Linked DNA regions of Homo sapiens: region 2 is linked to region 1. A link is a loop called in an ENCODE intact Hi-C map of the cell type or tissue named here. Cell type or tissue: IMR-90. All regions are shown on one strand. Links, peaks and the distances in the headings refer to the core of each region. The heading gives the core; the rest is flanking DNA.

Region 1 (15,405 bases), core at 5,491-13,490:
TTTGCAAATGCCAAATTTCTGTATGCATTAGATCAGGAGTTGGCAAATTTTTATCTTAAAGGGCCAAATAGTAAATATTTTAGGCTTCGTAGGCTATATCATCTTTGTGACTACCCAACTCTACTATCGTAAACAGCCACAGGCAATATATAAACAATTGAGTGAACATGGCTGTGTTCCAATAAAACTTTATTTACAGGACCAGGCATGGTGGCTCATGCCTGTAATCCCAGCATGGGAGGCCAAGGCGGGCAGATCGCTTGAGTCCAAGAGTTCAAGAATGGCCTGGGCAACTTGGTGAAAGTCCATCTCTACAAAAAATTAGCGAAGTGTGGCAGCGTACACCTGTAGTCCCAGCCACTGGGGAGGCTGACATGGAAGGATAGCTCGAGACCAGGAAGCAGAAGTTGCAGTAAGCCACACTCCAACCTGGGCAACAGAGTAAGACTCTTGTCTCAAAACAAAAAAAAAAAAAACCCTTTATTTACAAAAACAAGTGGTGAGGCAGATTTAGCCCACAGGCCACAGTTTGCTGACCCCCAAGTTCAACAATGGAGATGGTTAAGGGTCAGTTGCATATGACTGAGGAATTGGGAATCCTCAGAGCTAAAGTCTGGGAATTAGCATCATTAAAGGAAAACAATGTGTGTTATACACCCACTGTGTACTAGGCATAGTGATAGTCTCTGTACAAATGTCTTTAGTTTAATCTTCACACTATGACATAAGTGTTACTCTCTGCATTTCACAGATTAGGGAAATGGAAACTCAAAAAAGGTGAAGTGATCATTCAAAGTCACACACTAGTGAGTGGTAGAGCCAGGGTTTTTAAGCAGGTCTCTCCAACTTCAAGCCTAAGAGTTCTACTTGAAACCCTGAAAGCCCTTGTCTCTGACCACGGGTGCTGCCTCCCTCCCACCCAGAGTCTCTTGAGAAGAGGATTAGGGACTGCTAAGCCCCAGAAATCCATATCAAGGGTTGGATTTCCATTGTCGTGCCATAAGGGGAATTAGAAAATGCCCTGGATTTCATACATAGAAAGCCCTGCACTAAGCATTTGGTGCACGGTAGAGTACAGTAAGTGTTAGCTGAGATGAATGGGAACGATGATTTGAAGGCCAGTCCGGGGGAAGCCCACAGGATGCTGGGGCACTTCCTGGATTACAGAGGAATCCTCGCCTTTTCAGTCTCTTATTTTCTCAGCCATAGACCTACTCTAGGATTGACACAGCCTTCTATAAAAAGTGTTCCTGGGCCGGGTACAGTGACTCATGCCTATAATCCCAGCACTTTGGGAGGCCAAGATGGGCGGATCACGAGGTCAGGAGATCGAGACCATCCTGGCTAACACAGTGAAACCCCATCTCTACTAAAAAATACAAAAAAATTAGCCGGGTGTGGTGGCGGGCACGTGTAGTCCCAGCTACTTGGGAGGCTGAGGCAGGAGAATGGCGGGAGCCTTGGAGGCAGAGCTTGCAGTGAGCTGAGATCGTGCCACTGCACTCCAGCCTGAGCGACAAAGCAAGACTCCATCTCAAAAAAAAAAAAAAAAGTGTTCCTGCCTCCTGTCCCCAGTTCTTGGTCCCTAAAGCCCACATTGACATCCCCGTTTCCTATAGCACAGTTAGTGATTACCCAGGCTGCCCCCTGCTTCCCACAGCTGACCCACATAGGACCAGGACACCATTAGAATCCCAGCAACTGGATAGTGAGCAGGCATGCCCAAGAGCTTTGGAAGCATAGGCCAAGGGCCCCGAGCTGCCACTGTGACCAGATGCTGAGCCAACAAGGCTCCAAGCAATTTCCCTAAGGTGACACAGTGAGGACACTGTGGAACCAAGGCTGGAGTCTCTCTGACTCCAAAGCCTACCCTCTTCACCCCTTCTTCATACAAGATCCTGCCTGTGTGAGTGCAGACCCCTCACGCAGTCCTCACCAAATCCTATTGATTCTGTCTTTAAAATAGAACTCAAATCCATCTTCTGTTCCTCATCCCCACTGCCAAAGTCCCAGACTAGGCAGCCATCATCTCATACCTCGACCCCCACAAAGACCTCTGGCTTCCACGCTGCCCCTCCCCACTCCACAGTCTTCACCCAGCAATAAAGTGATCTTAAAGCATACATCGGATCATCTCAGTCTCCTCTTAAAGCTTGTTACAGGCTTCCCACTCACTCATTCACTAAAACAAGATCAGTTCTCCATACCACAGTGCTGAGGTCATGTTCTCATACCACAGGTTGTGACCCATTCGAGAAATCAATCTAGTGAGTTGCAAATAGCACTTTTTAAAATTAAAGTTGAGCAGAAAAGAATGAAAAATAGCAGAGTATCACACATAGTAAGGGTAAGTATTCTGTGAAACACAGGCTTGTGTTACACGTACATTCATGTATGTATATGTACGAATTCACAGTGGAACTCATGGTTACTGTGGGTCAGAATTCTGAAAGTCTAATATCACCTGCCCGGCCCCTGCTGCATCAGCCAGGCCAGCCATGTCTCAAGCCACTCTTCCCATCACTCTCCACCCTGCGGTGCAGCATCATCCCATCCCAGTCCTTTGTCCTGCTACAGCATCTCTGCATCTGCTGCATGCCCTACCTAAGATGTTCTTTGTGTGCTCTGAGACGGTAGCACCTCTATCCTTTCACTCTTAGCCTGTCACCTCCTCAGAGAAGTATCCTTGACTCCCATCTAAAGTAATTCTCTTGATGTTCCTGTCTCTTTATAATTTATCATTATCATATCTGCTTTTTTTCACCTGTTCGACTCCACTAGAATGAAACTAAGGAAACTGTCTGTATTGTTCAAGTGCCTGGGTGCAAGATAAATATCTGTAGATGGAAGGAAGGCAGCCCAGATACCCAGGTTCCAGCTCCAACTCTGCCTAGATAAGCCAGGGGGCTCTGGGCAAGTCACTTCCTCATTTCCTCCCCTGTTGCATGAGGGGTTCAAAGTCGATGTTCGATAAGGGCCTTCTCAGTACTGACATTCTAGAATTCTTTTGTCTGGAACTGGAATGTGGGCTGGGAGTTGATGCTCATTTCTTTCAAGCTTATAGAATTTTTCATTTCCTTATCTCATTTGATTTCTACAGTAGCTCCTGGAGGAGGCGAGTCAGGCTGTTCTTGCCTGTGCTATTTACACATTAGAGTAACTAAAACTCAGTGACAGGAATTTTCTCAAACTAGCAGAATAGCAAAACCAGGTTTGGCATCTGTGCTCTTGACTTCTACTTTTATGCTTTGTTGCCTAAAACTACCTGAGTCAGGCCGGGCGCAGTGGCTCACGCCTGTAATCCCAGCACTCTGGGAGGCCGAGGCGGGCGGATCAGCTGTGGTCAGGAGTTCGAGACCAGCCTGGCCAACATGGTGAAACCCATCTCTACTAAAAATACAAAAATTAGCCGGGCGTGGTGGCAGGTGCCTGTAATCCCAGCTATTCGGGAGGCTGAGGCAGGTGAATCGCTTGAACCCAGGAGGCAGAGGTTGCAGTGAGCCGAGATCATGCCATTGCACTCCAGCCTGGGAGACAAGAGCAAGACTTCATCTTAAAAAAAAAAAACATGTGAGTCAACCTGCTCTGGATGAGAAGAATGAGGACTGTGTAGGAAAAAGGGGGCTTTCTCAGCTTCTCCTGCCCTGGTGGTAATGTTACTACTGTCTTACCCTTAGATTGCAGCAGTTTGAGGTCATTAACTACCTGCACGGTGACATTAACTAAATCTAATGGTAACTCAGAGAAGCAGCCTCTCTGAATCGCCCTTACAATGGTATTTGGCATATTTTGTTTTGGTTTGTTTTTTGTTTTTTGGGTTTTTTTGAGACAGGTTCTTGCTGTGTCACCGAGGCTGGAGTGCAGTCACACAATCATAGCTCACTGTGTCCTTAAATTACTGGGCTCAAGCAATCTTCCCACTTCAGCCTCATGAGAAGCCGGGACTGCAGGGCATTATGCCCAGCTAATTTTTTTTTTTTTTTTTTCTGTAGAGACAAGGTCTCACTATGTTGCCCAGGCTGGTCTTGAGCTCCTGGCCTCAAGCAGTCCTCCCACCTTGCCTCCCAAAGTGCTGAGATTATAGGCATGAGCCACCACACCCCATTTTTACTACATGTTTAAGATAAGAATGACTGTCTATTTTGGGCCAGGCACAGTGGCTCATGTGTGTAATCCCAGCACTTTGGGAAGCCGATGCAGGCGAATCACCTGAGACCGGGAGTTCAAGACCAGCCTGACCAACAAGGCAAAACCCTGTCTCTACTAAAAATAAATAAATTAGCCATGTATGGTAGTGCATGCCTGTAATCCCAGCTACTCAGGGGGCTGCAGCATAAGAATCACGAACCCAGGAGGCGGAAGTTGCAGTGAGCCAAGATCGCGCCATTGCACTCCAGCCTGGGCTACAGAGCAAGACTCTGTCTCCAAAAAAAAAATTAAAAAGAATAACAATCTATTGTGCATAATTATCATGAGGACTCAGACATTCAGAGGAACGTCCAGATTTTCTTCTTTTTCTAAACATCCTGGATGCTATCCTGGATGCTTCCAGTGGATGCTACCCACTATCCTGGATGCTTCTTGGCCAAGGAGGGTGAGCTGGGGTTGAATGTGCACAGGGCTCCTTCCTTATGATCCTGGCTTCATCTTCTGACTCAGGAACCTGGCGGACCGAGGCTGTGTTCAGCGAGGAAGCACTGATCCAAGTTCCGAGTGACATCCCTCTTCAGAGCGCTGCCACCCTGGGTGTCAATCCCTGCACAGCCTACAGGATGTTGATGGACTTCGAGCAACTGCAGCCAGGTAGGAACCCACAGGTTGGGGGAGCAGGCCAGGGTCTCGCAACTAGGGTGCCACTCACATCCTGACCCCAAGGCCAGGAGAACTTGCAAGGTGGAGGTTTTGAGGGGGTGATGGACCTCTCACCTGGGTGAATGTTGTTGCTTTCACTTAGAAAGATGTTAGCTTGGTTCCTAGGAAACATGCTGAAACCTCATGAGGAGTACACTCTCGAAAACTGCTGCAGGGTCACATTCTCTAGAGCTTGGGATTGAATTCTGTCATTCAGCAAAAATGTGTTGAGCTGGGGCTAAGCTCTGGGATACAAAGGCAGACAAGATAGACACAGTCCCTATGTTTTCAATAAAATGCTGAACTTAGTGTTAATAATTCCACTCAGCGTTTACATAGCACTTTCCAGTTCACAGAAGTGCGTTGACAGGCATTATCCCCGTTGAGTGCATGAAATCTTCACAGCATTGCAGTAAGGTTGGTACCATCATTGGTTAAGAGCTCAAGCTCTGGGCAGATAACCTGGGTCTGACCCCAGGCTTCACCTTTCCCTGACTGTGAATTTGCCTCTCAAATCATCAGATTTTTCTTCTGTAAAATGGAGAATAAAGAACGTGGAGGGTGAAACACTACAGCATAATACTTCACACAGTGCTGGGCATACAGTGCAGAGACTGTCCGCTGCTTATATTCTTCTTCCCTTTCATAAATGGGAAAACTGAGGTCCAGAAAGGTAAACTATTTGCATGAGATCAGCCAGGGAGTAAATGACAGAGCCAAGTGTTTTTATTTGGGTTTCTCTGAAAGCAGAGCCTAAGACCAGCACTGGGTGCAGAGAGTTTGTTTGGGAAGAAGAAATGAAGGGGAGTGGGGAGAGTGAGACAGAGATGGAGGCAAAGCCCATGAAGCCCGGTTACTGCTGCGGGCAACTACTGCTCCGGCTGTTTTTTTGAGACAGTCGTGCTCTGTCGCCCCGGCTTGAGTGCAGTGGCGTGGGCTCACTGCAACCTCCACCTCTCGGGTTCAAGGGATTCTCCTGCCTCAGCCTCCCAGGTAGCTGAGACTACAGGTGCCTGCCACCATGCCTGGCTAATTTTTGTATTTTTAGTAGAAATGGGGTTTCACCATATTGGCCAGGCTGGTCTCTAACTCCTGACCTTGTGATCCGCCCACCTCAGCCTCCCAAAGTGCTGGGATTACAGGCGCGAGCCACCCACCCCCAGCCGGCCTGCTCAGTCTTGCTGGGGCCCTCTGAAGACTCTCAGAACCCACTGCAGAATTAACCCTTAAGGCCAGGCATGGTGTCTCATGCCTGTAATCCCAGCACTTTGGGAGGCTGAAGCTGGCAGATCACTTGAGGTCAGGGGTTTGAGACCAGCCTGGCCAACATGGTGAAAACCCGTCTCTACTAAAAATACAAAAATTAGCCCGGCGTGGTGGCAGCGCCTGTGACCCCAGCTACTCAGGAGGCTGAGGCAGGAGAATCGCTTGAACCCGGGAGGCGGAAGTTGCAGTGAGCCAAGATTGCACCACCGCACTCCAGCCTGGGCAACAGAGCAAGACACCATCTCAAAAACAAAACAAAACAAAACAAAACAAAAACTAACCCTTGAATGATGAGAGGCTGGGCCAGTTTTCCACTAATTCTCACACCCCATTGTTTAAGGGTCGCCCTAAGGGCATTAACCTCCTGGGCTGCCTCTGCACACCATGCACATCCATGCACATCCGTGAGCCGCAGTGGCTGTAGAACTCACCCAAGCCACCTCTCATACCAGCGAAGAAACTGAGGCCCACAGTTGTTGGAGTGTGATGAAACATGGTGCCCAGCCACTGTCCAAGGCCTGGCTGAAAGCCGATGCCAGTTCCCACAAGAGAAATATAGGTTTCTTGCAACTATGGCAGATGGTTCCTGGGAGCCTTTGGTGGAGAAAGCCAGTGGCTGTGACCAGGGACCTTTGCTGGAGTCCTAGTGCAGCAGACACTTTGTTTGCTTGCATCCCATGCCCTAAAGCCACCTCCCATTTAGGCTGCAGCTGTAGTAACAGATCTAGGCATTTCGACGCTGCCCACCCTAAGTACCCACTGCACACCTCTCCACTTTCCTGCCTCAAGGCTGATATGGCCTGAACTAGATCACTGTTGAATAAACTTAGGATCTTGACACATGGTAAGAATTACATTTTATATTGTGATCAGTTTATACAAATAGGAATATATATATAATGGAAACCAAAGTTTCGTGAAATACCCTTACTATGTGTGACATACTCTGTTATTTTTTATTCTCTTCTCAATTTTAACTTTAAAAAAAAAAGGTGCTTGCAACCAACTAGATTGATTCATAATCCACTGGTGGGTGACAACCTGTACGTTGACCCCTGGTGAAGACGAGTGGGCATTCTTCTTCCAGGAAGTCCTCTATCTCTAGTTTCAGCCCGTTGTGTGACAGATCCCTGCTGCCTCTCAAAAACCAGATAGCATTTCAAATTCAACAAAGCACTTTCCCGGACACGATGCATTTGACTCTAATCGGGGGCACTTTTTTTTTTTAATAGAGGGAGTCTCGCTCTGTCACCCAGGCTGGAGTACAGTGGCGCGATCTCAGCTCACTGCAACCTCCACCTCCCGGGTTCAAGCGATTCTCCTGCCTCAGCCTCCCTAGTAGCTGGGATTATATTTTAAGGGAAGGAAACTGAAGTTCACAGAGGTCATGACTTGCCCTGTCTGTTTAGTTACAATCATTGGTGAAACTGAGACTCATGCCCAGATCTGTCTCATTCCAGAGCCCACATTTTTCCCAGCATGTCACACCGCCTTCCCCAATGGCCAGGTCCAAAGCTAAACCTGGGCTTTGCCACAGAACTGTAGGACCCTGTTTCAGGGGCTGCCAGTTTCTCCAGCGCAGCTGTAATCCCATTTCAAGGCAGTGCACCTTTATTAAACACTGCAGAGAGGAATAGGGCATGACCCTTCCCTCTCAAGAAGCTGCAAGCTGTTGATAGAAATGGACCTATATACAATGAAGTGTAAGATGGGGCAGACCGTGGTATGTGCATTAATACAGATGCCCACAGAGCACTGTGGGAGCACATAGAGGGAACAATCCAGGAAGGCTTCATGAAGGCTGCACTTGAGCTGCGCTTCAAAGGATCTACAGGATTTCAATAGGAAGGAAGAGAGAAGGAGGGAAACATTGCAAACCAAGGAAATAACCTAAGTAAAGACTTGAGGACATAAAAGTTGGGAGGATGACGAAGGCTATAAAATATTTTACATAGCAGGGCAGGGTCTAAATTATATCCAGTGTAGATGCTGAGTTGCCAAGTCCTGGGAGGCATCGTGAGTGTTGTGGAAGTTTAGGAGGCATTAGGAGAACAGTGAGAAACAGTGGAAGGTCTGAGAAGACTCAGCAGCCAGGTCCTGGGTCCCTGTTGAGCCTGAGGACTCCCTTGCCTACAGAAGGATCCCCGGCTGGGAGCCTTTGACCTATTGCAGATCTATACAGGGCTTGATTTGGTTCTCTTCCTGGCTCCACAGGGGATTCTGTCATCCAGAATGCATCCAACAGCGGAGTGGGGCAAGCAGTCATCCAGATCGCCGCAGCCCTGGGCCTAAGAACCATCAATGTGGTCCGAGACAGGTGCGTGGGGAAGGAGGCTTCATCCCAGACCATGTCTTGGGTCTTTCCCACCTCCCATCCCTGCGGTGCCCAGTTGTCCACCAGAGGGCGCCCTTGCATAAGCATAAACTGGCTTTAGGCATCGCTAACAGTTGGCGGCTGAAACAGATGAGTCAGTCCTAAGAAATGAAGTCCAGCTGGCTTTTGGCGATAGGATGAGTGAATCTGACATGTAAAGAGAGGGCAGGAAGGAGGTGGAGACTGCCCTTACTGAATAGCTAAGACTTTCTGAGACTCTTGGCTTGTGATAACCTCATGTTTTCAAAACCCCAGTTGATATTTGGGAATGATTTGAGCTGTATTATTCTTTCTGTGAACTGTCTAACCCAAGGCCCCTTTACCCTTGCTTTTGTGTGGTACTTGGAAGTGCGCTAAATACAGACGTGAAGGAGACAGGGGCAGGTTTGTCATCTGTCTTTTACAGATGAGGAAACTGAAGTTTCAGGGAGCAGCTTGCCCTGGAAGACACAGCAAGTCAGTAATAGACTCGGTTTCCTCACTTACTCTCTTTCCATCATATCGTCCAGTTTCTCTAGGCCTCACTGTCCATGAATGTGGCTGTGGCTGTCATGGAAGCCCACTCTTAGTATAATCGACACCAGCTTCAGTTCCTCAGTTGTACTCGCAAAAATAATTCCATTTGCCTTAACCAAAGAGACCCAGAGCCACTCCTGGTCTAGACTGTGTATGTCCAACACTCTGAAGAACCACTTGAAAAGAGGGGGGAAGTGGAGTTTGTCCTTTCAGTAGAAGAAATCAGGAAGTTAAGTGACTTCTCCCTGGGCACAGATGGCTTCTAACACTATTGAGCTGTCAGGGCCTGTGAAAACCACCCAGTCTCACTCTGTTGCCAGTGAGGAGACAGCCAAGAGCTATTGAAGCTGCATGAAATTAGGTGGCTGGTCCCTGCTCAAGCCTGGCTTAAACCTAATCCCAGCTTCCTGCAAAAAGAAGCACGGGTTCTCCCAGCTGTGGCAGAGAGGTCCTGGGGGGCTTTGGTGGAAAAAGCTGGCAGATGTGACCAGGGACCTATGTTTGGTTTCCAGACCTGATATCCAGAAGCTGAGTGACAGACTGAAGAGTCTGGGGGCTGAGCATGTCATCACAGAAGAGGAGCTAAGAAGGCCCGAAATGAAAAACTTCTTTAAGGTACCTAGGAAGAGGGACATTGCCCCTCCAGTCCACGCACATCTCCCTGAAGAAAGTTGACATGCATTAGAGAAACTGGGGACTGGCCCCATTGTTCCTCTCTGGAAACCTCCCTTTGCCTCTTGGTTGGTTAAAGCCCATTCCCCCTAGCCAGGCGGCAGGCAGCACGCATTAAGTGCCCAGATGCTGGGAGGGAGGCATGAGAAACAGAGTTTAGGAAACCCAGTATGACTTGCAGTTTAAACGTTTGTGGTGGGCCGCATCAGCCCACATGTGTGACTCTTAGAACTGGCAGGAGAGGACCTGAGGAAACAGAGACACAGAAAGAGAAAGAAAAGAAGTAACCTTTCCCAACCACCTGCCTTACATTTTATCTGATGATTTCCACAAAAGCTTTTCAAAGGAACTGTTATCTGTTTTACAGATTAGGAAACTAAGACTCAGAAAAGAGGAAATGCTTAACCAAAATCATATAGTTTATAAGGGCTCCAGAGAGTCAGAGCTGGCCTCAGTCTCTCCGAACTCAAAGCCTCTTAACCTTCCAGAACCTCCACCCCACAACATGCCTAGTAAGTGACCAGACCCTCAGCCCCTTTTCACTGAACCATCTGGAGGAACCAAAGACACACACTCAAGAGCATGCGCTTCTTGCGAACATTTCTGAAGCAGTAGATCAGCATATATAATATCAGCTGAGTCAAAGAACTGAAAAGGGGGGCACACAGGGAGCTGAAACCCACCAAACTGCATGCAGATGCCCTTTGCCTATTCTTTCCCAGAGAAGATGAGTTCTGCCAGGTCCTAAAATGGACAACAGGATTAAGTTGCTACAGAAAAGGCCCTTCTTGGCTGGATGAGGTGACTCATGCCTGTAATCCCAGCACTTCGGGAGGCCAAGGCAGGCGGATTGCTTGAGTCTGAGAGTTTGAGACTAGCCTGAGCAACATAGTGAGACCTCTGTCTCTACAAAAAAACATTTTTTTTTAATTATCTGGTCATCATGATACTCATCTGCAGTCCCAGCTACTTGGGAGGCTGAGGTGGGAGGATTGCTTGAGCCCAGGAGGGTAAGGTAGCAGTGAGCCATGATTGCACCACTGCACTCCAGCCTGGGTAACAGAGCGAGACCCTGTCTTAGAAAGAAAAAGAAAAAAGAAAGAAAAGACACTTCCTAAGCAGAGAAAAAGGTGAGTTCAAAGGCATAAACACACACACATATACATAAGTACGTGCACGCAAACAAAGGCATAAACATCTCATTTACTCCCTCCTTTTAACACAGCACTTGGGCAAGCTTCAGACCCCATATGTAGAGCGGGGATGCTCCCTCACTGCACTTTTGTTGTTTTCCAGGACATGCCCCAGCCACGGCTTGCTCTCAACTGTGTTGGTGGGAAAAGCTCCACAGAGCTGCTGCGGCAGTTAGCGTAAGTCCCTTGGGCCTGCAGGTCCAGCTCGCCAGAGCTCTCCAGGTCTTTAGCTGGGAGGACCATCAAGTGACTGAGTCCCATCGCCAGTTCGAGCCAAGTCCAGGTCAGCACAATGTTGAGTGGAAACTAGGACCAAAGTCATCCAGCTATTTGGGCACTGGTTTCTCAGCCTTCCCCTTTGCAGATGACCAAAATTTTGGCCTATCCAGCTTTATTTTTCCAAGGGACCCCAGAAGTAGACTGCTAAGCTGCCTGCCATAGAGGAATAGTCAAGGATTTATAACCTAGGGATGTCTGAAAAAGTCACTTAGTCCTAACTTATTTAACCTTTCAAAATTTGTATTAGCTTTTAAAATAGATTCTAATTTTAAAGGTAACATTATGCTTATTACAAAACATTTTGAAAACATGTAAAAGTGCAAAGGAAAACTTAAGCATAAAAGTTTCCTGTTGGCTGGGCACTGTGGCTCATGCCTATAATCCCAGTAATTTGGGAGGCCAAGGAGGAAGCATCACTTGAGGCCAGGAGTTCGAGACCAGCCTGGGTAACATAGTGAGACCCCATCACTACAAAAAAAAAAATTAATTTTTTTTTTAAGTTACCTGGCCAGGCATAGTGGTTCATGCTTGTAATCCCAACAAGACAGGCAGATCACTTGAGGCCAGGAGTTTAAGACCAGCCTGGCCAACATGGCAAAACTCCATCTCTACTAAAAATACAAAAAGACTAGCCAGGTGTGGTGGCAGGCACCTGTAATCCCAGCTACTTGGGAGGCTGAGTCACGAGAATCATTTGAATCCAGGAGGTGGAGGTTGCAGTGAGCCGAGATCACACCACTCTACTCCAGCCTGGGTGACAAAGGGAGATTCCATCTCAAAAAAGAAAAAAAAAAGTTACCTATCACCCCACTACCAAGGGGGATAAGCCCTGTTGACAATATTAATGCATGTCCTTCCATTCTTCTTTCCCTTAATATAAGCTTCTAGGCCGGGCGCAGTGGCTCAAGCCTATAATCCCAGCACTTTGGGAGGCTGAGGCGGGCAGATCACGAGATCAGGAGATCGAGACCATCCTGGCTAACACGGTGAAACCCCGTGTCTACTAAAAATACAAAAAATTAGCCAGGTGTGGTGGCGGGCACCTGTAGTCCCAGCTGCTCAGGAGTCTGAGGCAGGAGAATGGCGTGAACCCCGGAGGCAGAGCTTGCGGTGGGCCGAGATTGCGCCACTGCACTCCAGCCTGGGCGACAGAGGGAGACTCCGTCTCAAAAAATAAAAATAAAAGCTTCTTGAGCTAGAGTGTGTGTAAAAAGACACTTCCTAATTAAAGCAGGAACCCCCTCAATAGTACGGATTCAGCTAGCGCATACTTGCTGAGCACTTACTAGCTACCAGGTACAGAGAGGGCTGCGACACTGATGTGCCCTCTGAGAATTCACAGGCTTGATGAGCAGGTGAGTCACGTGGCCAGAGCACTGTGGTGAGTATTCACCATGCACCAGACTGTGTGCAGCGCTTGACTTACCCTTCCCACAACCACCTAGACAGGGGGTGCAGTTCTAACCTCTGTTTTATACTTTTAAACAATGAGGCCCAGGCCGGGCGCAGTGGCTCATGCCTGTAAACCTAGCACTTTGGGAGGCCGAGGCAAGTGGATCACCTGAGGTCAAAAATTCGAGACCATCCTGGCCAACATGGTGAAACCTCGTCTCTACTAAAAATACAAAAATTAGCCAGGCATGGTCGTGGGTGCCTGTAATCCCAGCTACTTGGGAGGCTAAGGCAGGAGAATTGCTTGAACCCAGGAGGTAGAGGTTGCAGTGAGCCAAGATCGTGCCATTGCACTCCAGCCTGGGCTTCAGAGAAACAGTGTGTCTCAAAAACAAACAAACAAAAAAAAACAAGGCCCAAAGAGGTCAAGTACCTGTCCCAAAGTCTAGGCAGCAGGAGAGCCAGGCTTGACCCCACATTTGAGCACACCGCTTCAGCCCTATACCTGACAGACAACCCCTGCGGCAGACCTCAATCCCAATGTCATTGCAGGGGGAAGCGTTGTTACGGGTGTAGGCACTGGAGCCAGAATGGCTGGGTTCAAGCCCCTGCTCTGTGACTTACTAGCTGTGGGCCTGTGGAAAGTTAGGCAATACGTGAAAAACAATCCAGGCCTCCGTCTCTTCATCTGTAAAATGGGGGTTATATAAACCCTCTGCCTCTGAAGGGTGGTCTAACACGGGTCCCCAGCCCCCAGGCCGCAGACCAGTACCAGTTCGTGGCCTGTTAGGAACCAGGTCACGCAGCAGGAGGTGAGCGGTGGGTGAGCGAGCATGGCCACCTGAGCTCCGCCTCCTGACAGATCAGTGGCAGCATTCGATTCTCATGGGCATGTGAACCCTATTGTGAAGCACGCAGGGAAGGGATCTAGGTCCCATGCTCCTTATGAGAATCTAATGCCTGAGAATCTGAGGCGGAACAGTTTCATCCCAAAACCATCTCCCCCACTCCAGTCCATGGAAAAATTGTCTTCCATGAAACCGGTCCTGGTGCCAACAAGGTTAGGGACCGCTGGTCTAAAGGACACTGGGCGATATACAAATTGCTGTACAAATGACGGATGGACTTCAGCTTTCTCATCTCTAAAACAAGGTTGTTACGAGGATTCCCTGAGGCAGTGCATGCAAAATGCTTAGAACTGTGCCTGGCACATAGTAGAAGCCTGGTAAGTGTCAGCTAGTCTGATTAGATGAAGTGCAGCAGGGATACAGAAGAGAGAGGGCTTGGCTCCCAGGAGCTACTTTCTACAGCAGGTGGCAGTCAAGGGGCACTTAAGACCAAACTACCCAGCAGCCTCAGGGACAGAAGTACCTGCCCTAGGACAGCAGCTCCTTCCATTTGGTAGTTTTGAAAGTCTACCTTGTGTTGTCCCCAAATGTGCCTGAGGTCATCCTTAATCAACAGACTCCTAGAAGAGCCAGGGAGTGGGGAGGTGAACATAGGTTAAGTCAAGTGAACTCCAGGCTTATTCACTTAAAAATTATGTTAGCCTCAATCCTGTATGTCAGCTGACATGGGGGTGTGGGTGTCAGACAGCAGGTACTGAGAAGGCACCTCCTGCAGTGAGAAGATGCTTGTCATTGTTCCCTGCACCGTCCACATCATTCCTTATCTGTAGAGCTGTTTCCTCACGTTGATTCTTAGAATGAGCACTGGCAGATGAAGAGATGAGGTCTGGGCCATTTTCACTGCATCACCCTAGGTCGGACACCTGTAAGTGAGAGCAGAGCCAAGGCTGAACTCAGGCCTCGAGCTCATCTGGGGAGAGCATGTTTCTTTTCAGCACTTAATCAAAGCCTGACTGGATGGGTTAGATCAGTGGATTCCCAATCCTGGCTAAACATACAAGTCATCCAGAGCGGGTGTGTGTGTGTGTTTAATATACATTCTCGTCTCCTGATTCATTGAGTCTGGGATTGGACCTAGGAATCTGGTTTCTTGGTTGTTTTGTTTTGTGTTGAGATGGTCTCACTGTGTTGCCTAGGCTGGAATGCAGCAGTGCAATCTCAGCTCACTGCAGCCTCAACCTCCCAGGCTCAAGTGATCTTCCCACCTCAGCCTCCTGAGTGGGGCCACAGGCATGTATCACCGTGCCCAGCTAATTTTTTTTTATTATTATTTATAGACACAGGGTCTCACTATGTTGCCCAGGCTGGTCTCAAACTCCTGGGCTCAGGCAATCCTCTCACCTTGGCCTCCCAAAGTGCTGGTATTACAGGTGTGAGCTGCCATCCCCAGCATGCATTTATTTATTCATTCATTCATTTATTTTCTGAGACAGGGTCTCACTCTGTTGCCCAGACTGGAGTGCAGTAGTGCGATCAGGGCTCACTGCAACCTCAATTTCATGGCCTCAGGTGATTCTCCCACCTCAGCCTCCTGAGAAGCTGGGACTACAGGCATGCCGCCTTGCCCAGCTAATTTTCTGTACTTTTTTTGTAGAGATGGGGTCTCCTTTTGTTGCCCAAGCTGGTCTTGAACTCCTGGGCTCAAGTGATCCACCTGCCTCAGCCTCCCAAAGTGCTGGGATTATAGGCATGAGCCACTGCTCCCAGCTGGAATCTGTATTTTTCAACCTTTCCCAGAGATTCTGAGAGCAGGGTTTATAAAGGAACCAGGGTTGGAGTAGAAGCGCCATGGCAGGTTCAGGAAGGGCTCTGTCTCTGCCTTGCATCCACTCTTTGTTCTCTTTGGACTTTTCAGGCGTGGAGGAACCATGGTAACCTATGGGGGGATGGCCAAGCAGCCCGTCGTAGCCTCTGTGGTAAGCTGGGTGCAGAGGGAGGCATGCCTGGAGCCGGG
Region 2 (15,405 bases), core at 4,569-12,568, 230 kb after region 1:
CACGGTGGCTCACGCCTGTAATCCAAGCACTTTGGGAGGCTGAGATGGGCAGATCACCTGAGGTCAGGAGTTCGAGGCCAGCCTGGCCAAAGTGGTAAAACCCTGTCTCTACTAAAAATACAAAAACTAGCTGGGCCTGGTGGCGGACGTCTGTAATCCCCGCTACTCGGGAGGCCAGGCAGTCGAGGTTGCAGTGAGCCGAGATTGCACCACTGCATTCCAGCCTGGGTGACAGAGTGAGACTCTATCTCAAAAAAAAAAAAAAAAAAAACTCCTGGAATATCATCAGCTGGAAGGAATGCCAATGCAGGCAAATAATACACTTTAAAAATAAAAATAATGCACTTTTTTTGAGACAGGTTCTGACTCCACCCAGGCAAGAGTGCAGTGGCACAATCTCGGCTCACTTCAACCTCAACTTCCTGGGCTCAGGCAATTCTCCCACCTCAGCCTCCCAAGTAGCTGGAACTACAGGTACACACAACCATGCCCAGCTAATTAAAAAAAAAAAAATTTTTTTTAAAGATGGAGTTTCACCATGTTGCCCAGGCTGGTTTCAAACTCCTGGGCTCAAATGATCCTCCTGCCTCAGCCTCCCAAAGTGCTGGGATTACAGAAGTGAGCCACCATACCTATAATGCACTTTATTTTTTTTCTCAACCCTCCCCTAGTGACATCATAATGTGCTTTTTAAATTTTTTAAATGTATTTTATTATTTTATTTTTTTGAGACAGGTTCTGGCTCTGTGGCCCAGGCTGGAGTGCAATGGCATAATCTCAGCTCACTGCAACCTCCATCTCCCCGGCTCAAACCATCCTTCTACCTCAGCCTCCTAAGTAGCTGAAACTACAAGCACGCACCACCAAGTCTGGCTAATTTGTTTTTGTATTTTGGGGACAGATGGGGTTTCACCATGTTTTGCCAGGCTGGTCTCGAACTCCTAGGCTCAAGTGATCTTCCCGTCTTGGCCTACCAAAGTGCTGGGATAATGTGAACCTGCCACAATGCACTTTTAAACTGAAACTTTCATCCTTGCTGTATTGTGTGGCCAATCCATTCATCTGAATTTTCTGCCAAATGCATTGGGGTTGAATGGAACAAAGTTTATTCATAACATTTTGAAATTCACTTTTAGAAGCCTTGATTGCACCTCATTCCAAATCTGTCATTATGGTTCGGGGATTCAATCAAAATCCATTTTCTTCTGCCAAGTCTGCCAAATCTTCAAATAAACATTTATAAGGTGTTTCACTTTTTCCAGTCACTAATACATAAACTAGTAGATTAGTTCTAGAATTTTCAGATTCAATGGGGGCATGAATTGTATACAAGTGATTAAAAAAAAAAAAAGTGAGGACAGTTTCAAAAGTACCATCCATTAGCCAAAGTGAAGCATGTGCTAGTTTTGCTATATTAGATTTAGTGGTAAATATAAGAAGTCTATCCTCTTTGACAGTCAAATCCCTAATCAAGAATAGTTCACCATTTAACATGTTTTGCAACAGTGGAGGAACCTCAATATCGACAAGTGTATTTGGTTCAGAAGGTCACCGAGCTTGTCAAATTCTTTTTATTCTGTAATGAAGGGTGTTTTTTAAAGGCAAGTATGAAGGGGCATGTGTGAAGGGGCAGTAGTCGTACACAATTGAATATAATTTGGCAGGGGAGATCTCTTGTATTTTTCGCATGCATTTTCAATTCTTGTATGGTCTTCAAAACACTCACCGCACTTGTATTTGGAGAGTGGTTGTGGTCTACAAATTTTGTAAGTATATGTGGTCCATTGGAAAGTTTTGGTATTGCTTGGCCATTGCAGTTAAGCAATACTCTGCTTTCACAGCAGCAATAATAATTAGCTTTTAAACTTTTATCTTTCACCACTAAGTAGCCTCATACACTTAACTTATCACAGCCTTTCTGTGAGGAAACAATTTCACAGATATTTCATTGTGTTGCAAGTAAAAGGAATGACATTCAGCTTCTCTAATATCAAATCTGTATTAGTCAGGGTTCTCCAGAGTGACAGAACCAATAGGATATGTATATAGATACATGACAGAGGATTTACTAGGGGAATTGGCTCACATGATTGTGGTGGCTGAGAAGTCCCACAACAGGCTGTGTGCAAGCTGGAGACTCTAGGATGCCAGTGGCATAGCTCAGTCCAAGACTAAAGGCCTCAGAACCAGAAAAGTTGATGGTATAACTCTCATCCTCAAGACCTGGAGGGGCTACTGGTATAAGTCCTTGAGTCCAAAGGCTGAGAAGCCTATAGTTCTGATGCCCAACACAGCAGAAGAAGTCTGTCCCAGCTGTCAGAGACACGTGTCTTCTCTATTTGTTCTTTCCGGGCCCCCCAGCCAATTTAATGATACCCACCAAAAATGAGGGCAGATCTTCCCCACCTAATCCACAAGACTTACACACTAATCTCCTCTGGAAACATCCTCACAGACATACCCCAAAGAATATTTTACCAGGTTTCTAGGTATTCCTTAATCCAGTCAAACTGACATCTCCAAAATTAAGTCTATAAGTCTACCCCTTGTCCACTTGGCATCTATATGCATCTCCTTAAACCATATTTAATTTCCAAATAAACACAACAAAGTAATAGTTCTGCCTAACATGAAGCAACTACCCTGTGATTGTGATTTTGGGGATTGTAGACATTAGGGATTTTAGACTTCAGGGATTTAGGATTCAGGGATTTTGATCTTTCAGGATTTTAACATTTCGGATTATGGTGTTTAGGATTGTGTCTTTTGGGATTATGATCCAAACCCAATTAAGACATATGAAGAGTTAGAGGATAACATCTATGAGTACAGAATTGAGACATTTTGCCACATAATGGGACATATGTAAAAAACAAGCCGAACATAAGAATAAATGAAAACATAATTAAGGAACAGGCACAGAGGTAGAAAGGCAAAAGAATTCTACTGAAACCAACTTCAGTTAATACCATACATTAAATGCTAGAAAACAATCAGGAATTCAAACAATGCAGTATCCAGCAAAGATGCTACAACTCAGTCTATACAAGAAAAAACATAAAAATGAATGATTAAGGAGAGTTTGCATCTATGTTCTTAAAAAAAAAAAGAGAATATAAAATGAAACTGATAAAGCTCACTGATACTTTCAGTTAGCTCTGAGGTTAATATGAATTAAACAAATAAATAAATAGCAAAAAGAAAAAAAAACCCTATGGATCACTTACTAAAAGCTCAAATATACTTCTCTAGACAAATGCCATGCAGTCATGTTCTTCCAGACAAATGCCATGCAGTCATGTTCCTCGTGTTACAAATGATAGGACGGGTACAGAGGAAAAGATATAAAGAAGTCAAGCAGCAAAAACAGGATAAATGCTCTACAAACAAGCTCTTCCTATGTAAATGACACTATTTTCATTCTGGATATAAAATCCAAAAGGAGGTATCCATTTACTTAATGTCAGAAAGAGGTCTTTTGATTTAAACAAACAAACAAACAAAGAATCTACACAACACTGAAGAAAAAGTGACGAGTTACCGTTCCATCTCAATCCTAATCCTCAAAACCCTATGAATTACACCCCATCTGGTATCAAAGATATACTTGTTTTAAAAGTGTGCATCTGTTAATTTCAGACAAATCAAACCTTTAAAAAAAAAAAAAAAAAGAAAAACATACTGAACAGACTGAAAAGACTGAATGGTTATCTTTCATTTTTTTTTACATCTCTGTAACATTGAGTCAGTGCTCCATTAATGCTTCTTGAGTTGAAAACTTCACAAAAACATTGCAGTTTGGCAGCATTAATAAAATTTCCTTTATAATCACCATTTAGGGATGAAGTTTGATGATTTAATTCTAGGTATTACTCTTCAAATTAGCTCACTGAGAAGAAAAAAAATAAAAAACCACTGGGCACAGTGGCTCACACCTGTAATCCCAGCACTTTGGGAGGCCAAGGCAGGCAGATCAACTGAGGTCAGGAATTTGTGACCAGCTTGGCCAACATGGTGAAACTCTGTCTGTACTAAAAATACAACAATTAGCTGCACATGGTGGTGCACACTTATAATCCTAGCTACTTGGGAGGCTGAGGCAGGAGAATGGCTTGAACCCAGGAGGCAGAGGTTGCACTGAGCCAAGATCCCACCACTGCACTCCAACCTGGGCAAAAGAGTAAGACTCCATCTCAAAAAATAAATAAATAATGCTTTGAGGGAGGAGTATAGATGTCAATAGAAAGAGACTTGAAGTGCAATGGGCAAAGGGAATTCCACGCAGAACCAGTATTATTAAGAACATTGTAAATCCAAAGAAACTAGTAAGAATTCCAGACTAGCTGAATAGGGCTACAACAGGGCAGCAGGGGGAGATACGGTTAGAAAAGAGCTACCGTTTAAAATTCCATGGCCAGGCACGGTGGCTTACACCTGTAATCCCAGCACTTTGGGAGGCCAAGGCAGGAGGATAGCTTGAGCCCAGGAGTTTGAGTCCATCCTAGGCAACATAGAAAGGCCTCGTCTCTGCAAAAAATAAAAAATTAGCCAAGTATGGTGACATGCCCCTGTAATCCCAGCTACTTGGGAGTCTGAGGTAGGAGGATCACTTGAGCCTCAGAGGTCAAGGCTACAGTGAGTCATGATCCTGCCATTACACTCCAGCATGGGTGACAAAGTGAAACCCTATCTCTCAAAAATAAAAAAATTAGATTCCAACAGTAACAATAATAATAGCAGCTAGCATGTATTGAATACCTAAATGCCACACATTATTCTACATGCCTTAAACCACTCTACAAGGTAGACATTCTCATTTCCCAGAAAATAAACTCTGGGTGGTTAAAAAATTTGCTTCAGATCATGGAGTCATGCATTAATGAAACCATTAAACATGGTGATAATTCTGTTGTAAATTATCAGGCTAGTATCTGTCTCTGTAAAACACAGTACTTCAGATGCTTCTACCTCAGAGATGCTTCTCTGTTAACTAAACCCCTATCTGTTGAGAAGTTATGCACAGACTATTCAATCTGGCTAAGACCACCTCTATTTCTACCAGTTTCAAGTTCCCCGCCCATGTACATATTTCTTTCTTTCTTTCTTTTTTTTTTTTTTTTTTTTTGAGATGGAGTCTCACTCTGTCACCCAGGCTGGAGTGCAGTGGCGGGATCTCAGCTCACTGCAAGCTCCGCCTCCCGGGTTCACGCCATTCTCCTGCCTCAGCCCGCCACCATGCCCGGCTAATTTTTTGTATTTTTATTAGAGACGGGGTTTCACCGTGTTAGCCAGGATGTTCTCGAGCTCCTGACCTCGTGATCCACCCATCTCGGCCTCCCAAAGTGCTGGGATTACAGGCGTGAGCCACCGCGCCTGGCCACATATTTCTTCTTTTACTCTTTCCAGAGTGTACGTGTAGAATGAGACAGGAAGAGACAGGCAAAGACACATTATGAAATGACTTGAATATCATGCTAAATTGTTGGGACTTGATTCCTGAGAGCCACTGAAAGCTTTTAAGTAAGGAAGTAGATAAAGTGGAGGCAGAAGAGGCTAGAGACAGAGGGAAATTCAACAAATGACTGGGTAAATTCAGGTTATCAGTGAATATTCACAATGGGAATCCCTAGGGAAGCTGAAATCAATACTGAGCAGAGAAACTTGAAAAGCCTTGCAACCAAGGTTTAAGAACTCCTGCTGCCCTTAGTTTCTCTAGCATATTCTCACTAGCACACTTCTTATTAATCCAGGCAGTTGCATATCAGATCCTAAAGGCATTTTTATAATATACCTCCTTTAGCCCACTTTGGTAAATGGTAATAGAACCAAAATAAGGCCGGGCACGGTAACTCACGCCTGTAATTCCAGCACTTTGGGAGCCTGAGGTGGGTGGATTACCTGAGGTCAGGAGTTTGAGACCAGCCTGACCAACATGGTAAAACCCCATCTCTACTAAAAATACAAAAAAAAATTGGCCAGGCACGGTGGCTCATGCCTGTAATCCCAGCACTTTGGGAGGCTGAGGCAGGTGATCACCTGAGGTCAGGAGTTTGAGACCAGCCTGACCAACATGGAGAAACCCCATCTCTACTAAAAATACAAAATTAGCCAGGGGTGGTGGCGCATGCCTGTAATCCCAGCTACTTTGGAGGCTGAGGCAGGAGAATCTCTTGAACCCGGGAGGCGGAGGTTGCAGTGAGCCAAGATCACGCCACGGCACTCCAGCCTGGGCGACAGAGCAAGACTCCATCTCAAAAAAAAAAAACAAAAACAAAACTGAAAAACTGAAATAGAGAAGAGAGATTAATATCTTGCAAGTATCTCAATAAAACATGTCCAAAATTAAATTCTTAATTCTGTTTTTCCTGTTCCCATAAGTGGCTCAATCATACCATCCAGTATCTCAAAGCAGAATCCTAAGTGCTGTCCTTCTCTTAGCCTTCTCCATTTCCCTTCCTAATCAAATCCATCTGTTCATCGTATACACTCTACCGCCAAAATATATTTAGAACCAGTCTATTTTTCAGCTTCTCTACTGCTTTTATGTTTGTATGAGTCTTCTTCACTTCTCACTTAAATTACATACTAGAATGATTTGAATTTTGCCTACCTCACTAACCTCTACCCTTGGAGGTTACCCAATTTGACAATAGTTCACACACTAAAAAGGATCTTAAGTCCTTGACAGAACATGCCCCAACAGAAATGAAATTCTAAAACAGCTTACAATCTTTATCTGCATTTCTAGACTTATAGTGACCAGAGCATTCCTATGCTAAGTAGTGGGGCTACTCTAGTAAGAAAGACAAACTTAGTCTCTGACCTCCTGGATTTGATTCTCTATCCAGAAGACTGTGGACAGTAACAGCCCCTCAGTTCTCAGTATTTATATTGCATCTTAAATCTTACATTCGGTTCTGAGCAATCTATTTTAGAGAGAAAAAATCTGTCAGAGCTAGAAGATAATGATGCAATTTGAAACCACGTCATAAAACAAATAACTGAATGATATTGGGACCTTTAGCCTAGAAAAAGAGAATTCAAAGCAGGAAAATGATTGCTGCTCTAACAAATTTCAAGAGCTGCTGAATTTCATGTGACTCCTAAGGGCAGAATTCATTAGCCCACAGAAATTACAAAGACATAGTTTTCATCTAAATAAAGTAAAAGGAAGAAATTGCTAATAATTAAATGAGCTGCTTGGGAAGAGTGAGATTATCATCAAAAATATTCACTCAAGCTGAATGCCCATCTGTTGTAGATGCCAGAGAGAGGATTCTTCTAGTACGTGGGTCCTTACATTAACTGAATTCTCAGGTCCTTACCAATGCTAAGATTTTACAAATAGGAAGGAAGAAAGAAAACAAATGGGGTTGGGCACAGTGGCTCACAGCTATAATTCCAACACTCTGGGAGACCAAAACAGGAGTATCTCTTGAGACTAGGAGTTCCAAACCAGCCTGGGCAACACAGCAAGATCCTGTTTCTAAAAAAATAAAAATAAAAAAAGTAGCCGGGCATGGTGGTGCATGCCTGTAGTCATAGCTATCTGGGAGGCTGAGGCAGAAGAATTGCTTGAGCCCAGGAATTTGAGGCTCCAGTGAGCTATGACTGCACCACTGCACTCCAGCCTGGTTGACAGAGCAAGACCCTGTCTCTGAAAAATAAAAATAAACAAAAGGGACATTAGAATAGTTATACAATGGATTATTTTTTAAAGGCTATATTATTTCTCCCCCACCCCCAATATCCCCAAGGACACCAGAGAAGGGCTATATTATAAACTCAAGAGTCACCATTTGGATTAGGAGAATAAGGGGGTAAAAGCAAAAGTAAAGGATAATAGGCCCTTTTACTTCCCTAGTCAGAGGACAGAAACTAGTGACATTCTTTCAGACAGAAAGAAAATATGTTCAAGTATGAAGGTTTCAAAACTATGCTAGAAAACAGCTTCTTTCCTGATAAAAATCAATCCCCCAAAACCACAGGAAAGTATCTTTCCTTTCTAACTCAATTTAAGTACACTAATTAGCACCTCTAGAATAGGATAATCACCAATGTGGTCTTTGGATGAAAATGGTAATTTAAAATTTACAAAAGAGTTTCTTCAGAATTCTTCCTCTATCCTCTTGAAATTATTTGAATGTTAAATTACTCTTTATGAAGCCTTGCAGTGGCTCACACCTGTAATCTCAGCCCTTTGGGAGTCCAAGGTGGGAGGATTGCTTGAGCCCAGGAGTTTGAAACCAGCCTGGGCAGCATAGTGAGACCATGTCTCTACTAAAGGAAAAAAAAAAAATTAGCCAAGCATAGTTTCATGAGCCTGTAGTCCCAGCTCCACAGGAACGTGAGGTGGGAGAACTGCCTGAGCCCAGGAGTTGGAGGCTGCGGTGAATCATGATCACACTACTGCACTCCAGCCTGGGCAACAGAGCAAGACTCTGTCTAAAAAAAAAAAAACTGCTTGCCATACTGAGTGAATCAGGAATGTCACTGAGCATGATCATGCTGTTTTCAAAAACTTGGTTTTTAATTTAAGTCATTTCTATGGTGACTAATACCGCTGAATCAACTCATTCAAAGATATTTTTAAATAAACAAACTCTTACTCATCTTCTTCTAAGAAGATGAAAACACATTCTTTACTTCTCTAGAGAATTCAGGCATATACTTAAAAGATGTCTGGATATAGTCTAAAAGTGTACCACCTGGGCCCAGGCCCTCCCAGAAAATACACTACTGGATCAATGATTACTGAGCATCAATGAGGACAATGTGAAACAAAAAAAATTCATCTCCACCGAATTGAGTTTTATTTCTTTTAAGTGTCAAAGTGGGCTGGGTTTGGTGGCTCAAGCCTGTAATCCTAGCACACTTTGGGAAGCCTAAGCAGGCAGATCACTTGAGCCTAGGAGTTCAAGATCAGTCTGGTCTAGACAACATGGTGAAACCTTATCTCTACAAAGGATACAAAAAATTAGCTGGGCATGGTAGCGTGCACCTGTAGTCCCAGCTACGGGGGCAGGGTAGGGGTGGGTATGGGGTGGTGAGCCTGAGGTGGGAGGATCAGCTGAGCGCGGAGGTCGAGACTGTAGTGAGCTGTGATCGCTGCACTCCAGACTGGGTGACAGAATGAGACCCTGTCTCAAAAGAAAAAAAAGTGTCAAAGTGTATTATTTTAGCCATTCTAGATGGAAATCTTTATGAAATGGATTATATGCTTCCTTGTTTCATTTTTTAAATCTATAGACCATAATTGAGTCGTTATTGATTTAGTCATCATTATGAACCTGAATTACTACGCAGTGCTAATGTCCTCATAGGCTACTGAAGTCTATAGTGATGATTAGCTCTTTCAGAAAGATATCTGAATACTGTGCTTTTTTATTTTTTGTATCTGCCTTTATTAGGTTTCCTATTTGCTCATTTGAAGAGTTAACTCACATTTCTTGCTGATGTCAAAGTGGCCTGCCAACAAGCATCTTCCAATGTCTCTTCTTCTAATCTGTTATTGGCTAATCTACATTGATTCAGAAACCAGATAGCCAAGTGTGTTAAAATTTTGTTTAAAGAGTAAATGCAACCGGGCGCGGTGGCTCATGCCTGTAATCCCAGCACTTTGAGAAGCCGAAGCCAGGTGGATCACTTGAGGTCAGGAGTTCAAGATGAGCCTGGTCAACATGGTGAAACCCAGTCTCTACTAAAAATACAAAAATTAGCCAGGCATGGTGGCAGGCGCTTGTAATCCCAGCTACTTGGGAGGCTGAGGCAGAAGAATCACTTGAACCTGGGAGGCAGAGGTTGCAGTGAGCCAAGATCGCGCCACTGCACTCCAGCCTGGGCGACAGAGGGACACTGTCCCAAAAAAAAAAAAAAAAAAAAAAAGAAAGAAAGAAAGAAAAAAAAAAGATTAAATGCGGCCGGGTGTGGTGGCTCATGCCTGTAATTCCAGCACTTTGGGAGGCCAAGGCAGGCAGATCACATGAGGTCAAGAGTTCAAGACCAACCTGGCCAACATGGTGAAACCCTCTCTCTACTGAAAATACAAAAATTAGCTGGGCGTAGTGGCACGCGCCTGTAATCCCAGCTACTCAGGAGGCTGAGACAGGAGAATCGTCTGAACCTGGGAGGTGGAGGCTGCAGTGAGCCGAGATCGCACCTTTGCACTCAGCCTGGGCGACAGAGCAAGACTCCATCTCCAAAAAAAGAGAGTAAATGCTAAGGAAGAGTAAGACTAATGCTTCACATTACTGGACAACTTCAATGCATGGATTTTATGAAATCACTTCTAGCTCTTCAAGTACCACATAAGCCTAAAGTTTCCATTATATTGTGTCTAGTTGAGGCTATAAGGTAAGTGACCTTCAGATCAATCACACCATGACTATTCTCTTTCTTTCCAAGTTGAGATTAAAAGTCTTTAATGCCATTATTTATATAAGGTGTTGTATCCATATAAACTCTCCCGGAAAACATAAAACAATGGAATAATTTAGCCTGAAAATGTAACTGAAAGGAAGGAGAACCACACATAAAATGCTTACTAGCCTTAAAAATTTCAAGGTAAATATAAACAAAGCCTGAAGATTTCTAGCTACAAAGGGGTTTTAGTTAAGAGTATGGAACTTTCCTTACTCTCTTATTTTTAGTTTCTTAGAGCCAACTCAATCTAACAATATTTACTTTAAAATTTTGAAACTCAAATACCATAAGACTATTTTAGTAAATTTCACTTTAACCAGAAAACTACAGTAAATTAACTATCAAATATCATCTAGTAAGAATACAAGTGGGAATCACAAACATGAACTGGATCATGGATTGTTTTAGCAGATACTCTGGAAATTGGAATAGATGCAGCAGTTGTCTCTTACCATTGTTAAGTATGAAAAATATACTACAGGCCACCAGAAAATATAATACTGGCACAGAGACAAGATTTAGTACCAGTTTGAATATTTCAAATAATCCGCTATTTGCTGAAAGTATTCAATAAAATTATTGACTAAGCTTGATGACAGTTTTCTCTCCCAGAAAAGCCTCTACTATGGGACTGAATTCTGAGCAGTAAACAATAATTTTTTGGTGATGTGAACATATCAGAAACTTTAGCAGAGAATAATAATTTCACACAGTTTTGTTTTTTGTTTGTTTGTTTGTTTTTTGAGACAGAGTCTCGCTCTGTCGCCCAGGCTGGAGTACAGCGGCACGATCTTGGCTCACTGCAAGCTCTGCCTCCCAGGTTCACGCCATTCTCCTGCCTCAGCCTCCCGAGTAGCTGGGACTACAGGTGCCCACCGCCACGCCCGGCTAATTTTTTGTATTTTTTTAGTAGAGACGGAGTTTCACCGTGTTAGCCAGGATGGTCTCAATCTTGTGACCTCGTGATCCGCCCGCCTCAGCCTACCAAAGTGCTGGGATTACAGGCTTGAGCCACTGCGACCGGCCAATTTTTTGTATTTTTAGTACAGACGGGGTTTCACCGTGTTAGCCAGGATGGTCACGATCTCCTGACCTCGTGATCCACCCGCCTCGGCCTCCTAAAGTGCTGGGATTACAGGCGTGAGCCACTGCGCCCGGCTAATTTCACACAGTTTTTATGCTGAGAAAAGAGGTCACAGTCAAACACGTAAGCTTACTACAAATAAATTCTAAAAACATTTAAAGAAAAGTAAGACATGGGCTGGGCGTGGTGGCTCATGCCTGTAATCCCAACGCTTTGGGAGGCCAAGGCAGGTGGATCACTTGAGGTCAGGAGTTCGAGACTAGCCTGGTCAACATGGTGAGACCCTGTCTCTATTAAAAATACAAAAATTAACCAGGCATGGTGGTGGGTGCCTGTAATCCCAGCTACTGGAGAGACTGAGGCACAAGAATCACTTGAACCGAGGAGGTGGAGGTTGCAGTGAGCTGAGACTGTGCCACTGCACCGCAGCTTGGGTGACAGGGCAAGACTCTGTCTTAAAAAAAAAAAAAAAAAAGTACGGCATGATTGCATGTCCAAAGATTCTATAAGAATATAGAACTTGTTAGGATAAGGCAATTCTAGAAAGCGAAGTTCATTTAGTTTGTGTTTTTTTTTTGGGGGGTGGGGGGTTTTGGAGGCAGAGTATCACTTTATCCCCCAGGCTGGAGTCCAGTGGTGCGATCTCAGCTCACTGTAACTTCTGCCTCCCAGGTTCAAGTGATTGTCACGTCTCAGCCTCCTAAGTAGCTGGCATTACAGGTGCGCACCACCATGCACAGCTAAATTTTGTATTTTTAGTAGAGACGGGGGTCTCACCATGTTGGCCAGGCTGGTCTCGAACTTCTGGCGTCAGGTGATCCACCCGTCTCGGCCTCCCAAAGCGCTGGGATTATAGGTGTGAGCCACTGCGCCCGGCCTCATTTAGTTTTATAATTGCAGTTTTTGCCATTGAAAGTAACGGCAAAAACTGCAATTACTTTTGCATCAACCTAATACATTTCACAGTTTTATATTAAGTGTCAGGTTCTTTTCTAAGCCCTGGGAATATGGCAGTGGAATATTCTCTATACAATCATAAATTTTTAGAAAAACATGAGGAAATATGGCAGTGGAATTTTCTCTATACAATCATAAATTTTTAGAAAAACATGAGGAAATGATTAAAGACAGTCATGAAGAGTGGGGATATTATAAGGACATATGTACAAAAACAGAGTTTTGTTTGTTTGTTTGTTTGTTTGTTTTGAGATGGAGTCTTGCTCTATCGCTAGGCTGGAGTGCAGTGGTGTGATCTCGGCTCACTGCAACCTCCACCTCCCGGGTTCAAGAGATTCTCCTGCCTCAGCCTCCCGAGTAGCTGGGACTAAAGGAGTGCCACCACACCCAGGTAATTTTTGCATTTTTAGTAGAGACAGGGTTTCACCATGTTGGCCAGGATGGTGTCGATCTCTTGACCTCGTGATCTGTCCACCTCAGCCTCCCAAAGTGCTGGGATTACAGGCGTGAGCCACCGTGCCTGGCCAAAAACGAAGTTTTAAAAACAGCCTTGCAAAGGAATATCTACAAAAATAATGGCCAATAGTCTGGCCAACATGGTAAAAACCTGTCTCTACTAAAAATACAAAAATTTGCCAGGCGTGGCGGTGCATGCCTGTAATCCCAGCTATTCAGGAGGTTGAGGAATGAAAATCACTTGAACCGGGGAGGCAGAGGTTGCAGTGAGCTGAGATCACACCACTGCACTCCAGCCTGGGCGACAGAGGAAGACTCAAAAAAAAAAAAAAAAAAGACAAGGCCCATTAAAGAATGGAGCTTAAAAGAAAAAAAAGGCTGGGTTCAGTGGCTCACACCTGTAATCCCATCTACTTAGAAGGCTGAGGTGGGAGGATCATTTAAGCCCAGGAGGTGGAGGTTGCAGTCAGCTGTGATCATGCCACTGCACTCCAGCCTCGGAAACAGAGTAAAACCTTGTCTCAAGAAATGAAAATTAAAAATTAAAAAATAGAAAACTGCTGAAAATGAAGGGGGAGAAAGAAAGGAAGGTCGAATTCATACTACAGCTTGAGAGAAAAACAGAATAGTGTTAACATGGGTCAGAAGCAAAATTACCAAAGGTTAAATATCCCCAGATCCTTAAACTGTTCCTCACATTAAATAGTTTACCAGTTCCTCATCATTCTAGACATCCTCTCCCAAACAGATTCCAAAGTATCAGTAACTTTCTTTTAAATGAGGTACCTGGAACCAAACACATTTTCCTGAAGAACTGAAATCATAAAAGGGCCGAGCGTGGTGGCTCACGCCTGTAATCCCAGCACTTTGGGAGGCCAAGGCGGGTGGATCACGAGGTCAGGAAATCGAGACCATCCTGGTTAACATGGTGAAACCCCGTCTCTACTAAAAATACAAAAACTTAGCCGGGTGTGGTGGCGGGCACCTGTAGTCCCAGCTACTCAGGAGGCTGAGGCAGGAGAATCGCTTGAACCCTGGAGGCAGAGCTTGCAGTGAGTAGAGATCATGCCACTGCACTCCAGCCTGGGCGACAGAGTGAGACTCCGTCTCAAAAAAAAAAAAAAAAAAAAAAAGGTTCTCATATGAATCTATCTTTATAACCTGCTTCTGAACTGAAAACTGAAGTTAGTTATCAGTAAAGGAGGTAGCATGATCCTACTAAAAGTACAGTTAGATCATCCACTGACCAGAAACCCTCCAAAGACATTTCCTGCCATTCAGAATAAAGGGCAAAGTCCTTGCAATTGCCTGTCCTGTTCCAGCCACCTGGGTCTCCTCGTTGTTTATTAAACATGGTAAGCATGCTATTTGCCAGGACCTTAGGATTTGTGGTTTCTTCTGCCTGGAAGACTACCTACCTCCCAGATGCCACGAGGCCTGCTTCCTTTGGGTTTTTACTCAAATACCACCTCCAGTGAGGCTTTCCTTGGTCACCCTACCTAAAATTGGAGGCCCAGCTGCACTTCATTCTCCTGCTTTATTTTTCTCTGTAGCACTTAACTACTCTTTAATGACATACTATATGGTTTTTACTTGATTTGGTTTATTGTTTGTCTACCCCCACTAGAATGTAAACTCCATTGGAGCAAAGGATTGTGCTTGTTTTGTTCATTGTTTCATCCCTGTTGCCCAGAATGTTGCACCAAAAAATATGAGTTGAACAAATAAATGAACAAAAGAAAGACTGATTTTGATAAGTCCAAAGGCCAGAAACTACTTTCCTCATAATAAAAGATGTGAACGAGTCATCTGGTGAAGGGTAAAGAAATCAACAGAATCTAGATATACCCAAGAAGGAATACAAAATGCTTACTTACATATCCAAGGTACTAAGATACTTCAGATGTAGATATGCTAACTGTAACTTAATTACAAAATAATTTTTTCTTTTTTTTTTTTTGAGACGGAGTTTCACTCTTGTTGCCCAGGCTGGAATGCAAAGGCGCGATCTCAGCTCATCTCAGCAACCTCCGGCTCCCAAGTTCAAGTGATTCTCCTGCCTCAGCCTCCCAAGTAGCTGGAATTACAGGCTCCCGCCACCATGCCTGGCTAATTTTTGTATTTTTAGTAGAGATGAGGTTTCGTCATGTTGGCCAGGCTGGTTTCTAACTCCTGACCTCAGGTGATCCACCCGTCTCAGCCTCCCACAGTGCTGGGGTTACAGGCATGAGCCACCACGCCCGGCTTACAAAATAATAATTTGCTAAATTATTGTGTGCCAGCCAAAAGGAATTAATAGTCATCCCATGTGGCAGTACAAAACTTTGAAAACGCTAAAGTTTATTCCAAGTATTTTCCTTTCTAGTGTAGTCTCTAACAAAGGTAACACTGAAAGGAGATCAGAGTGAAGTGCATCACTACAAATGGTAATGAGTTTGAAATCCCTAAGGGCATTCAGTTCTGGGTCAGCTCCCAGGAATCTGAGT

The links. Peaks named below come from ENCODE experiments on the same cell type or tissue, not always from the same donor. Only the 100,000 strongest peaks of a DNase experiment are listed, where the experiment ranks them.
Region 2: a loop joins it to region 1, with 4 times the contacts of the local background. A loop is called at or near these places in 3 of 110 quality-filtered maps.

Annotation. Positions count from the first base shown.
Region 1 is chr1:29,196,160-29,211,564 of GRCh38, reverse strand. It overlaps MECR (mitochondrial trans-2-enoyl-CoA reductase), which reads left to right. Exons shown (of 10, transcript NM_016011.5): 4 at 4,660-4,803; 5 at 8,332-8,434; 6 at 9,520-9,622; 7 at 10,976-11,049; 8 at 15,307-15,367. Among named protein-coding and RNA genes, the nearest start is that of SRSF4, 22 kb to the right of the region's middle. RefSeq lists enhancers at 957-1,076, 1,845-2,346, 12,788-13,288 and a silencer at 8,444-8,533. In IMR-90, for the core only: a CTCF peak has its summit at 8,520 (motif pointing right); a DNase peak (open chromatin) is centred at 8,584; H3K27ac peaks cover 1,733 bases.
Region 2 is chr1:28,965,661-28,981,065 of GRCh38, reverse strand. The region is part of intron 1 of EPB41 (erythrocyte membrane protein band 4.1); the gene reads right to left. Among named protein-coding and RNA genes, the nearest start is that of EPB41, 59 kb to the right of the region's middle. RefSeq lists a silencer at 3,583-3,783 and enhancers at 14,513-15,042, 15,043-15,405. In IMR-90, for the core only: no CTCF peak of the experiment used is centred there; DNase peaks (open chromatin) are centred at 6,975 and 8,405; H3K27ac peaks cover 709 bases.